Linked DNA regions of Homo sapiens: region 2 is linked to region 1. A link is a contact called in ENCODE Hi-C or POLR2A ChIA-PET data. All regions are on one chromosome and are shown on one strand. Each heading gives the region's core, a stretch centred on a gene start or an enhancer-like site at or near the end of the contact. The rest is flanking DNA. Distances are from core to core; before and after follow the strand shown. Region 1 holds the start of ATP6V1G1 (ATPase H+ transporting V1 subunit G1). Region 2 holds the start of TRIM32 (tripartite motif containing 32).

Region 1 (5,426 bases), core at 2,277-4,776:
AGGTTAAAGCCATTCTCTTGCCTCAGCCTCCCAAGTAGCTGGGATTACAGGTATGCACCACCATGCCCACCTAATTTTGTATTTTTAGTAGAGATGGGGTTTCTCCATGTTGGTCAGGCTGATCTCAAACTCCCGACCTCAGGTGATCCACCCGACTCAGACTCCCAAGGTGCTGGGATTACAGGTGTGAGCCACCGTGCCCGGCCGGGTTTGTTTTTGTTTTTGTTTACTGTATATTCACAAGGGTATGAAACTGTCACCACTAATTCCAGAATGTTTCCATCACCCGAAAAAGAAAACCCATGCCAATTAGCAGTCACTCCCCCATTCCTCTCCCCTCAGCCCCTGGTTAACCACTAATCTATTTTCTGTGTCTATTTGCCTATTCTGGATTGTTCCTATAAACGGAACTGTATAATATGTAGTCTTTTGTGCCTGGCTTTTTTCATTTAGCATATTACCAAGTTTCATCCACGTTGTAGCTTTATTTCCTTTTTATAACCAAATACTATTCTATTGTATGAATATGCTACATTTTATCTACTCATCAGTAGATGGACATTTGGGTTGTTTCCAGTTTTGGGGTACCATCATCTCTTTTAATCTTCATGCCACCTCTAGAAGTGTGTATTGCTGTCTTCCATTGATTGACTGAGTGAACTGTGGTTTCTTTCTTTTGTTCTCCTTTTGTTTATACAGATGGGGCCTCCCTGCATTGCCCATGCTGGAGTGCAGTGGCCATTTACAGGGGCAATCATAGTGCACTACAGCCTCTAATTCCTGGCATCAAGGGATCCTTCTGCTTCAGCCTCCCGAGTAGCTGGGTCTACAGGCATGTGCCACCATGCCCAGCTAATTTTTGTATTGCTAGTAGAGATGGGGTTTCACCATGTTGGCCAGGCTGGTCTGGAACTCCTTACCTTGTGATCCACCCGCCTCAGCCTCCCAAAGTGCTAGGATTACAGGTGTGAGCCACCACGCCCAGCCTTTATTTCTTTATTAAAATGTACTTTAACTGGCTGGTCGGGGTGGCTCACACCTGTAATCCCAGCACTTTGGAAGGCCGAAGCTGGTGGATCACGAGGTCAGGAGTTTAAGACCAGCTTGGCCAAGATGGGGAAACCCCATCTCTACTAAAACTACAAAAAAAATTAGCCAGGCACAGTGGTAGGCACCTGTAATCCCAGGTACTCGAGAGGCTGAGGCAGGAGAATCGCTTGAACCCGGGAGGCGGAGGTTGCAGTGAGCCGAAATCGCGCCACTGCACTCCAGCCTGGGCTACAGAATATCTAAAGAAAAAAAAAAAAAGAAAAAAGAAAAAGAAATAAGGTACATTTGCAGAAGTATAATCACTAACTCTGTCAGATGTTATCTTATGTGTAAAAGAGGCAAGGATTAGTGTAATTTATCCTTTAAGGAATATAGTAACTCAGGCAGGAGACATGTGGGCCCATGTGCTCTATTCTGTTTTATCTTCAAAACTCTTTCCAGTCCTGTTTCTCACATCAGAAAAGGATAGAAATTCTGTTCTTTCCAACCCCACCACGTCAATCAAATGAAAATGTCCTGAGCCATGAATCCAGCTCCTGGAGTGAAGAATCTTTGTATCAAGAAAAATTCTGGCATTATTTTATGTTCTCAGCACTCAGTGGACTCTAAGAGGTCACCTGGTCCTTTCCTCAGCCCAGAGGATTCCGGCAGAAAAGCAGTAGCTCAGAGGTTTTACTCTGCAGCCCTGACTGGATTCAAATACCCTGTCTGTGTGTTAATAGGGGCATGACTTTTGGCTCAGAGACTTTGCGACTCTCTGAGCTTCAGTTTGGTCAATATAAAATGGAATTAGTAACAGTATCAAAGTTAATGTGAGGAGTGAGTGAAGCGATGACAAGGGCCCGTCATACTGTAAACTCAAACCATGGCTTCCTATTTCCCTATTCACGGTGGATGGGGAGATGTCTCCGTGCCAAGTTGACCCCCTCCCCAACTCCGCACACGCTGGTCCTTTTCCCCTAATCATCTCCCACCGCCTCCATCCCCCACTATCCTTTCCTGGGTAACTTCTTATTCTTCAGATCTTATTTTATTTTTTGAGAATTTTTATTATTTATTTACTTATTTATTTTTGAGATGGAGTCTGCTCTGTCACCCAGGCTGGAGTGTAGTGACACGATCTCGGCTCACTGCAACCTCAGCTCCCAGGTTCAGGCGATTCTCCTACCTCAGCCTCCTGAGTAGCTGGGATTACAGGCGCGCGCCACCATGCCCGGATTTTTGTATTTTTAGTAGAGACCAGGTTTCACCACATTGGTCAGGCTGGTCTCAAATTCCTGATCTCGTGATCCGCCGGCCTCAGCCTCCCAAAGTGCTGGGATTATAGGCGTGAGCCACCGCGATTGGCCTATTTTAATTTTTTAATTTTAATTTTTTTGAGACAGTCTTGCTCTGTCGCCCTGGCTGCAGTGCAGCGTCACGATCTCGGCTCACTGCAGCCTCCGCCTCCCGGGTTCAAGCGATTCTCGTGCCTCAGCCTACTGAGTAGCTGCGATTACAGGCGCGCGCCACCACGCCCGGCTAATTTTTGTATTTTTAGTAAAGACGGGGTTTCACCACGTCGGCCAGGCTGGTCTCGAACTCCTCACCTGAAGTGATCCACCCGCCTCGGCCTCTCAAAGTGCTGGGATTACAGGCTCGTGAGCCACTGCGCCTGGCCTTCAGATCTTAAACACCACTTCCTTGGTACAGCATTCAGAGACACCTCCATATTCCTCTCCCCTTACTAAAGGTTCCTTCTTACGGCACCCTGCATTTTTCCTTCATGACTTTATCACAGTTTGTAATTGTCTATTTATTTTAATTAATCTGTCTGTGTCCATAAACTGTGAGCTCCGCCGGGACCTTGTTTGCCCTGCTCTCTGCTATGTCCTCAATATCAACAGTGGACTAGGATCACAGCAGGCTTTCATCAAATATTTATGGGAAACAGTCCAGTCCATTCCTGAACTCGGGTTCAGAAAAGGATAGCGACCTGTCCAAAATCACACAGGTTAGCGGCAGACTTGATCCCGAGTCTCCTAACTGGCAACCCAAGACTCTATCCCCGGAACTGGCAAGAATCTTCCTGAACTACCCCGATAAAATTTTGAGTGCCAAAGAAAGTCCCAGAAAGGGAGTGAGTAGAGCAGTGTGGAGAGTAGGAGGAAAGTGATTTGACTTGGCCCCTCCTCTCTTGACGTTGAGCATACTGCAAACAGACACTATACGTGGCAGGGCGGCTACAGAGTGAACCAGCGACAGGGTAGCCATTAAAAGAGGCCAGGGAGCGGACAGAGGAGTAGAGGGCAGTACTGCGCAGTAGACTGCACAGGCGCAGTCGAGGAGCTCCGCTCCTTTCTCCTCAGCCCCGCCCCGCCCCATTTCTGCCGAATCACAGAAGTTCAAGAGCGGTCAGCTGATGCTACGCTGTGCGGTCACGTGACAACGGGGGCGAAGCGCAGGCGCAAGGAGCAAGCGCAGATTGTGGGCGGCTGTGTCAGCTGACCCAAGGGGCCTTCGAGGTGCCTTAGGCCGCTTGCCTTGCTCTCAGAATCGCTGCCGCCATGGCTAGTCAGTCTCAGGGGATTCAGCAGCTGCTGCAGGCCGAGAAGCGGGCAGCCGAGAAGGTGTCCGAGGCCCGCAAAAGTGAGTTTCAGGGTGGGGCTGCCCGGCGTGGCGCGAGTCGAAGAAAGACCGCTGGGCCTCAGGTGGTGGGTAGATTAGGCCCGAAAAACTGCGGGGTGCGGGCGTGCGTATAGTCGCGGAAGGTTGTGTGTTTCGAAGCTTTGAGGAGCTGAGGCTCTGGAAGGCTTGCGGATCGCCTGGAAGCCACGATGTGAGATGGTAAATTGGGCGTGGAAACAATAATGGGTTACCGTCCTTGGGGCCTGGAGGCATGTGAAATGGGCTCTCCAAACGGAGCTCTTTGTTCTTCTTCTCTCCCACTTAACCGCTCTGGGGTGGTCAGTCTCGGTGAAGGGAGCCAGCATCCACACAGTTGCTTGGTCTAGAAACCTGGAGTCCTGCTTGCCTCTTCTCCCTCCCTCATTTAGTCAGTCGCCAAGGCTTGCGTATCTTTCACTTTTTCCCCCATGTCTACTACCAGCGTCTTAGTCCAGGACACCAGTTTCTCTAAAGGTACTGTAGTTGTCTAAATCGTTGGCGTGTGTGCGTGTGTGTGTTTCTGATATGTGGCAAGCGCAGTGTGTGTGTGTTTCTAACATGTGGCAAGCGCAGTGTGTGTGTGTGTGTGTGTGTGTGTGTGTTTCTGTCTAATATGTGGCAAGCGCAGTGCCCAGTGCATCAGTTGTCTCCCCTAACGTGGCATTCAGTGTCGCAGTGAAGGAAGCAGGTATTGGGTCAGTTAATTAATTGCAGGAGAGATGAGGGCTGGAGTGGAGAAATGTAAGGTTGCTAAAGAATTTAACAGGTGAGTTTAATCTAGACTGGGGAGTGGAAGAACCCGTTCTGGTCCCCTCCAGTCAATCCATTCTCCTCTCTGCAATCAGTCATCCTTCTAAAATGCAAATATGTGACTTCCTGCTGGTAAGGAACAAAATAAATAAATAAGTGCAGATATGATTTCCCTACCGCCTTTGTAGTCAGACGTTTAGTTCCTGCAGAAGAAAGCTCAAATTCCTTAATGAAGTTGGGGAGGCTCTTGTGGGTCAGGCCTGGTGCTTTCCTCCAGCTATACTGAATCGTTGTGGTCCCTCAGAAGCAGCATGATGTCTTTCACCTGCAGGTTTTTGCACACGCTGTTTCTTCTGACGTGAGAAGCCTTTTCCAATTCTCCTCCCCTTTGTTCTCTGACCCTTAGTCTTCCATCAGACCTCAATTTAGGAAACACTTCTTCCCGGGAAGCCTTTCCTGACTCATGCTTGTCCCCCGGACTAGGCTTGGAGTCCCTCCCAAGTGCTGATTTCTGCCACTGCCGTGCAATAACCTGTTTGTTTATATGGCTCAGTCACTAGACTAAGCTTCTGGAGAACAGAAACTATGTCTCATTTAACTTTATGTATCCAGTTTCCCGTCTGGTGAGAAAGATGCTTCTATCCCTATTTTACAGATAGTAAAAATGAGGCTCAGAGAGAAATGATTTATCCATACCCTGGGAAGCAACATAGTTGGGACTCAGAAGCCTCTTTTTCCATGCAAGGCGAAGATACTGATCTTAGTAATTCCTTGGTGTTTCTCCTAGTATAGGAGTTATTCTATCTGACATCCAACTAGATTTCAAGCATGTCTCCTCTACTTGTGCAGTTAGGGGTTGTGTGGTACTTGGAAAGCTTTCTTTGAGGGTGTTGGGAATGAGAAGAAGCCTTTTGTTCTTGCTCCGGTGACTGGAAAGTTCTTTGTTCTTCCCAGAATATTTCCAGTCATGCCCTTGATAG
Region 2 (5,417 bases), core at 1,400-3,899, 2.1 Mb after region 1:
CTTGAAAGTGGTCCCACTCTTCTCACCTTGGGGTTGACTCCCATTCCCACTACGTCCCCTGTCAGCAAGAAGAACCCAGAGCAATCGACAGCCTTTTCCCATCTTCATACCCTACACTTTAAGATTAAGGTGTTACAAAACCCAAAGTGATGGACTGAAACTGCCTTTGCAAAATTATGATTGAGACAGTAAAAGAGATCTAACTTAACTGACTCCATCTTGCTTCTAACTTCCAAGCTGTCCTTGTTCATTCCTGGGCATAGGCTGAACTAACTTTGGGAGAAATTTAGTCTGTAGTTCATAGTTTAAACAAAGACAGTAACAACCCTATCCCAAAGCAGACCTCCTTGCCTGGGTACTAGATTGCCTTTGTAGGACTAACATTAGCCACAAGATTAGAAATTGCGGTTTAGGAGTCATGCAGCTGGAGGTTACAAGATGCTGAGCCTCCCTAAAATGCTTCTGAGATCAGTGCTTGAGATATTTTGCAGACCCTGCACTTGATGGATCAGCTGGCACCACCCAGATCAATAAACTCACTCATCTGATCTTGTGGCCCCCCCACTCAGGAACTGACTCACTGCAAGGAGACAGCTTCGACTCCCTATGATTTCATCCCTGACCAACAGCGCTCCTGGCTCACTGGCTTCCCCCAACCCACCAAGTTATCCTTAAAATCTCTGTTCCCCAAATGCTCAGGGAGATGACTTGAGTAATCATAAAACTCCAGTCTCCCGCACAGCTGACTCTGCGTGAATTACTCTTTAACTATTGCAATTCCCCTGTCTTGATGAATCAGCTCTGTCTAGGCAGTGGGCAAGGTAAACTCCTCAGGTGGTTCCACTGATATAGGTGATTTAAGTGTTAAATAAAAATCTGTTACATTAAAATGCTGAATAAAGAGTGTTTAAAGCACTCCACAAAGATTATTTTTTAAATGCCTCTGTGTAAGAGGAATTCTAATATTGTGCCAGGATATGTCAAGCTATAAGATAAAAATTGAGTGCATTTCCTAGAATGCTTATTCTACTCTAAGATTTTGTGAGAGGTATAATAATTCATTTAACTGGTAATAAACATTAAAGAAGAGTCAAACACTGATTTTTGTTTTAAGGGAGAAGAGAGATTTTTTTTTTTCAAGACACTTGCTTGAGCTAGATCCCCAGGAGTATTTTTAACACTCCTCTGTAATTAGGGAAACATCAGTATGTCTGTATTGATACATATACACACATATATAATATGTATATATGTAAGACTATGAACAGTCCTAAATTTATACTTTGGGCTGATAACTGTGGTTTTCAGGAAAAAAAAAAATTTTAAACGGGTGCAAAGTCTCCCCAACTGGTCTAAGTGAGAAATCATTTGGCATTACCTCTCCCTTATCCCCTACCTGCTAATTACAATTTTTCAAATATAGTTATCATTAAGTGCAAACTACCATAATCTTGGCTTATCTTCATGGCAAACTTCAATTAGAAATTTAGAAAATGGGGAGAAAGAGTAAACAAGGTTAAGAGAGTGGGTTCTCAGATAGAATTGGGTACAAATTTGGGCTCCAACACTTAGGTATATGTGGCCTTGTGTAACCACCTAGGTTACACAACAGGTGTAGGTTAACCATCAGCTGCCTTATCTCATTAGGTCCTTATGAGGATTTAGTGAGCTATGCACCTGAAGTCCTCAGCTGTAGCCAGACAGCAAGTGTTCAAAGATGTTAGTCATTGTTTTTGTTTATTGTTTTATCATTGTGCAGGGTCACATAGCTAAGGGGAATTTCAAATCCAAGTCCATCCTACTTCAAACTCCTTTGTGCTCCTAAGCTGTACAGTATAGTCACCTTGGAGAGTAGGTGATTGGCCCCAAACTACTTCAGGGACTGCAGGTCGTGGCCAGCCAGTCCTGTATCAGACCTCGTCCTTGCCAGATGCCTAGTGCCCCAGATTCCCTCAAATCTCAGGCCAGATCACCTCCCACCTGGTAAGATTCCTCCACCTTCACCCGAGCAAAACTACACTTGGTTTGGGTTCCCGGGTACCTTCAGTCTGCAGGGACAGGGGCTGCAGAGTGTACTCCCCAAGTCTGCCTCTGCTGTCGGCCTCCCAGCTGAGTAGGCAAAACATTCCTTTACAGAGCAATGTGTTCATGGATAAACTTGTCTCTAGTGCAGCTCTCTGTCAGAGCACAGAACATGAGGCCAAAGCACTGCCCTTCCTAGGGAGTCCCGGTTCTCGACTTCCCCAGAATGGAAGTTTGATTTTTCCGTTGGCCCATTTCTCAGATGGAAAAACAGATTCAGTAAGGTGCCAACGCTTTGCTGAGGACTACCCTGGAGGCTACCGTTTTGTGAAGGGGTAGACATTGAGACTGGAGTCAGATACGCATTCTGGCTTATCTCCTGACTTACTGAGTGAACTTGAGCAGGTCCCTTTCGCCCATGGGCGTCGGTTTCTTCATCTGCACCAAGGAGACGGAAAACTGGATTACGTGTCGCTAAGGCCCCGGGTTCTCAGAGGAAAGCTCACCCCTGCAGGGCCGCCTTGCCCCGCGCGCTTGGGGCCAGCTGCACGACAAGCCCCAGCATGCTGGGGAGGCGGGGCTCAGTGACGGACAGGGAGCTCTGCGAATTGGCGCCCGGCAAGGGGTGCTCAACGGCGCGTGCGCAGAGGGAGGCAGGCGGGTGGGCTGCCGGCGGTGGACTCGTCGGAGCCGCGGGCGGTCAGGTAGGGGGCGGGAAGGAGGGTTGGGGACTGGGGACCGCGGCCGGAGTCGTGGGCCGTGGCTCAGCGGCCAGGCGGGGGAACGTGCCGGCGTGCAGCGGCCGCGCCCGAATGGCAGGGTGTGGGGACCGGATCTGGGGGGGGCAGGACTAGGGTGGGGGTGGGGCTGCGAGGGGCAGGCTCGGGAGGGATTCGTGGGGCTGAGGAGATCCGAGGAGATGCAGCTGGGGGAGGGGAGCGAGGGGCTCTGAAGAGATTTGCGGTTGCAGCATCTCGGGAGGTATGAGGTAATGTCGGGGCCCTGAGGAGGAACGGGGTGTAGCATGTGGGAGATGGGAGGGAATCAGGGCCCTGGAGGGACCTGGGTGCAGAATTTCAGAAATATGAAGGAACTGGGGGGCCCCGATGAGATTTGAGGAAATCTGGGGGCGCTAGGCATCTGGCAAGGACAGGGTCTGAGATGATAGGAGCAAGGTCTAGGGCGATCCTAAGTGCTATTGAGAAAGGGTTTTCGGAGTGGGCTGAGGGTGAGATTGAGGGGGTGGGGTGAGTTCTTGAGGGACTCTATCTTGTTAGCAGAAAGAAGGGAGCTGGCTGAGGTGTGAAGGCAGCACATGACATTCAGTGCATAAGAGGAAGGAGCAGGGTATGAGGGCAGCACAGTGCCCGATGGAATGCAGGAGATGGGGGCTCAGATTGAGGGAGAGCAGAAATCTGGGGTGAGGAATTGGGGCGTTGAACTGAGGTGCGGGGCTGAGTGTGGCAGAGATTTGGAAATAGGGATTAAACGATCTGAGTCCGAGGGATTTGGGGCATATGAGTGAGGAATTGACGAGGGTTGCAATATACAGCCCCAAAGATTGGAATTTGGAATTGTAAGAGGGTTGGGGACAGGGTTTGGAGAGGATTGAATCGTGGGGTGGAGATGTCCTAACTGGGCTATAAAATCAAAGGACCCTGAGTAGATTTGTGGATTGGTGTCTTGGGCTGCTAAAGAGATTTTCCTTAAATCGCTGCATGGGAGACAGAGGGAGTTCAGGGGACCCAAGGACCTAAAAGTAATGTATGAAACTGGATGAGTATATGAAGATGAGCAGAGTTCAGGTGCTGAGGAACAAAGTGATAAATCTTCAGTTCAGATAATCCTGAAGGAGTGTGGTAATCCCTGTGAAGGGCAGAATCTTCTTCATTTATTAAACAAAGATCCGTTATCATGAGGCAGGTATGGTATTGCCACTAACTCCATTCTGACCACCGGTCCCCCGGCCCACTGAAAGTGGTAGGCTTTGGGGAAGAAGAAGTGGAACTATTCAAGGTCATCTGCCTAAGCCCTTTTTCCCTGTACCCCCAAGCTACGATAGCAGATAGAAAGTGAGACCTCCAGGGGAATGAGTGGAATAATTTATCCTATATAAGATCCATTACAGCTTGAAGGGGCAGTGGCTCTGTGAGTGAGGTGTTTGGGCTCGGAGACAGACAAAACAACAACAACAACCACCAGAAAAAAAAAAGGGAACCCTTAGGTATTGAGCATTTAGTCCTGTGCTAGACTGTAAAGCAGTGGTTCTTAACCAAGTCTGGCTTTGTCTCCTAGGAGACATTAGGCAATGTCTGGAGATGTTTTTTGGTTGTCACAGGGTGGGGGATACTACTGGCCTCAAGTGGGTAGATTAAACATTAAACATAATGTTTTATGTTAAACATTTGACAATGTGTGGGATACGCCCTTCCCCCCCGCAGTAAGGAATTATCCTGCCTAAAATGTCAGTAATGCCAAAGTTGAGGCACTCTGACCTAGAGTCAGATACCCTGGGTTCAAGTCCTAGCTCTATCTCTTCCTGACTTTAAGTCCTAGCTCTATCTCTTCCTGACTTTGTGGCCTTGAATGAGTTACTTAACCACCCAGTGCCTTGGCTCTTCATCTGTAAAATGGGGTTATGATAACAAGACCAATGTCACAGAATTGTTGTGAGGATTTAGTGAAGTAAACTAGCATGCCTAGGATCTGGCACATAGTAAGTTCTCAAAATCTAGTAATTTTTAGTCTTGTATCTACTTCTTTACTCAGTTTTCATGACAGTCCTTCTAAGTAGGCTCTACTGTATTCAGTTTTACACATGAGGAAACTAAGGCTTAGGAAGTGACTTGCCTAAGTTTCCATAGCTAGGAATGACACAGTTAAGCTCATACCCAGATCTCTGTAACTCCGTATATTCCCGCTTTCCTTGCTTCTTCCTTGCTAGGGCCTGCTTAGTCTTATTTTCTCAGCCCATTCCCCTCTAATGAAAAAGAGGATTGCCAGTGAGTATCACTGACTATCAGATTGAACTCTAAAGTTGGGGGGTAAATCTCTCTGATTAGGTAGGGAGGAGCCCTGGACTTTGTTCTTGGTTTGCCCTTAGACCAAGACCTGGGGCTAGATAAGGAGAGGAGCCTGAGGTTATCAGGCAGGATGAGGTGCAACGGACTATAGGGTGAGGTATGGAGGCCATTGGCTTGAAAAAACACCTCATAGCAGGGACTGAGGCTGAAGGCAGTCATACTCTGAAGGAGAGTAACTACTGTTCTGTATGGTCTCTTTTGGTCTGCTTTTCCCTGGAACAGAATTTGGCTCTATCATTTCCAGGACTAGCTACAGGGTTGCTGAAGCCAGTTCAGAAACAAAGCTAGACTGTGTCTGACAGCAAGACTTAG

What was found. A loop is a pair of places that touch in the nucleus more often than their neighbours do. ChIA-PET counts read pairs that join two places held with the same protein, here RNA polymerase II (POLR2A). Pooled maps may share reads with other maps.
Region 2: a pooled map shows a loop between it and region 1 (9-fold over the local background). The contact joins the promoter of TRIM32 here to the promoter of ATP6V1G1 in region 1. A Hi-C loop is called at or near these places in 10 of 50 pooled maps. POLR2A ChIA-PET finds 5 or more read pairs at or near these places in 3 of 52 experiments (A673, T-cell and WTC11).

The regions. Positions count from the first base shown.
Region 1 is chr9:114,584,243-114,589,668 of GRCh38, forward strand. ATP6V1G1 (ATPase H+ transporting V1 subunit G1) reads left to right here and starts at 3,527. Exons shown (of 3, transcript NM_004888.4): 1 at 3,527-3,678. The coding sequence starts at 3,597. RefSeq lists enhancers at 1,986-2,805, 2,806-3,624, 3,263-3,342, 3,453-3,962.
Region 2 is chr9:116,684,656-116,690,072 of GRCh38, forward strand. TRIM32 (tripartite motif containing 32) reads left to right here and starts at 2,650. Exons shown (of 2, transcript NM_012210.4): 1 at 2,650-2,726. All of the region lies in intron 16 of ASTN2 (astrotactin 2), which reads right to left. RefSeq lists enhancers at 2,317-2,636, 3,077-3,126 and a silencer at 2,707-2,906.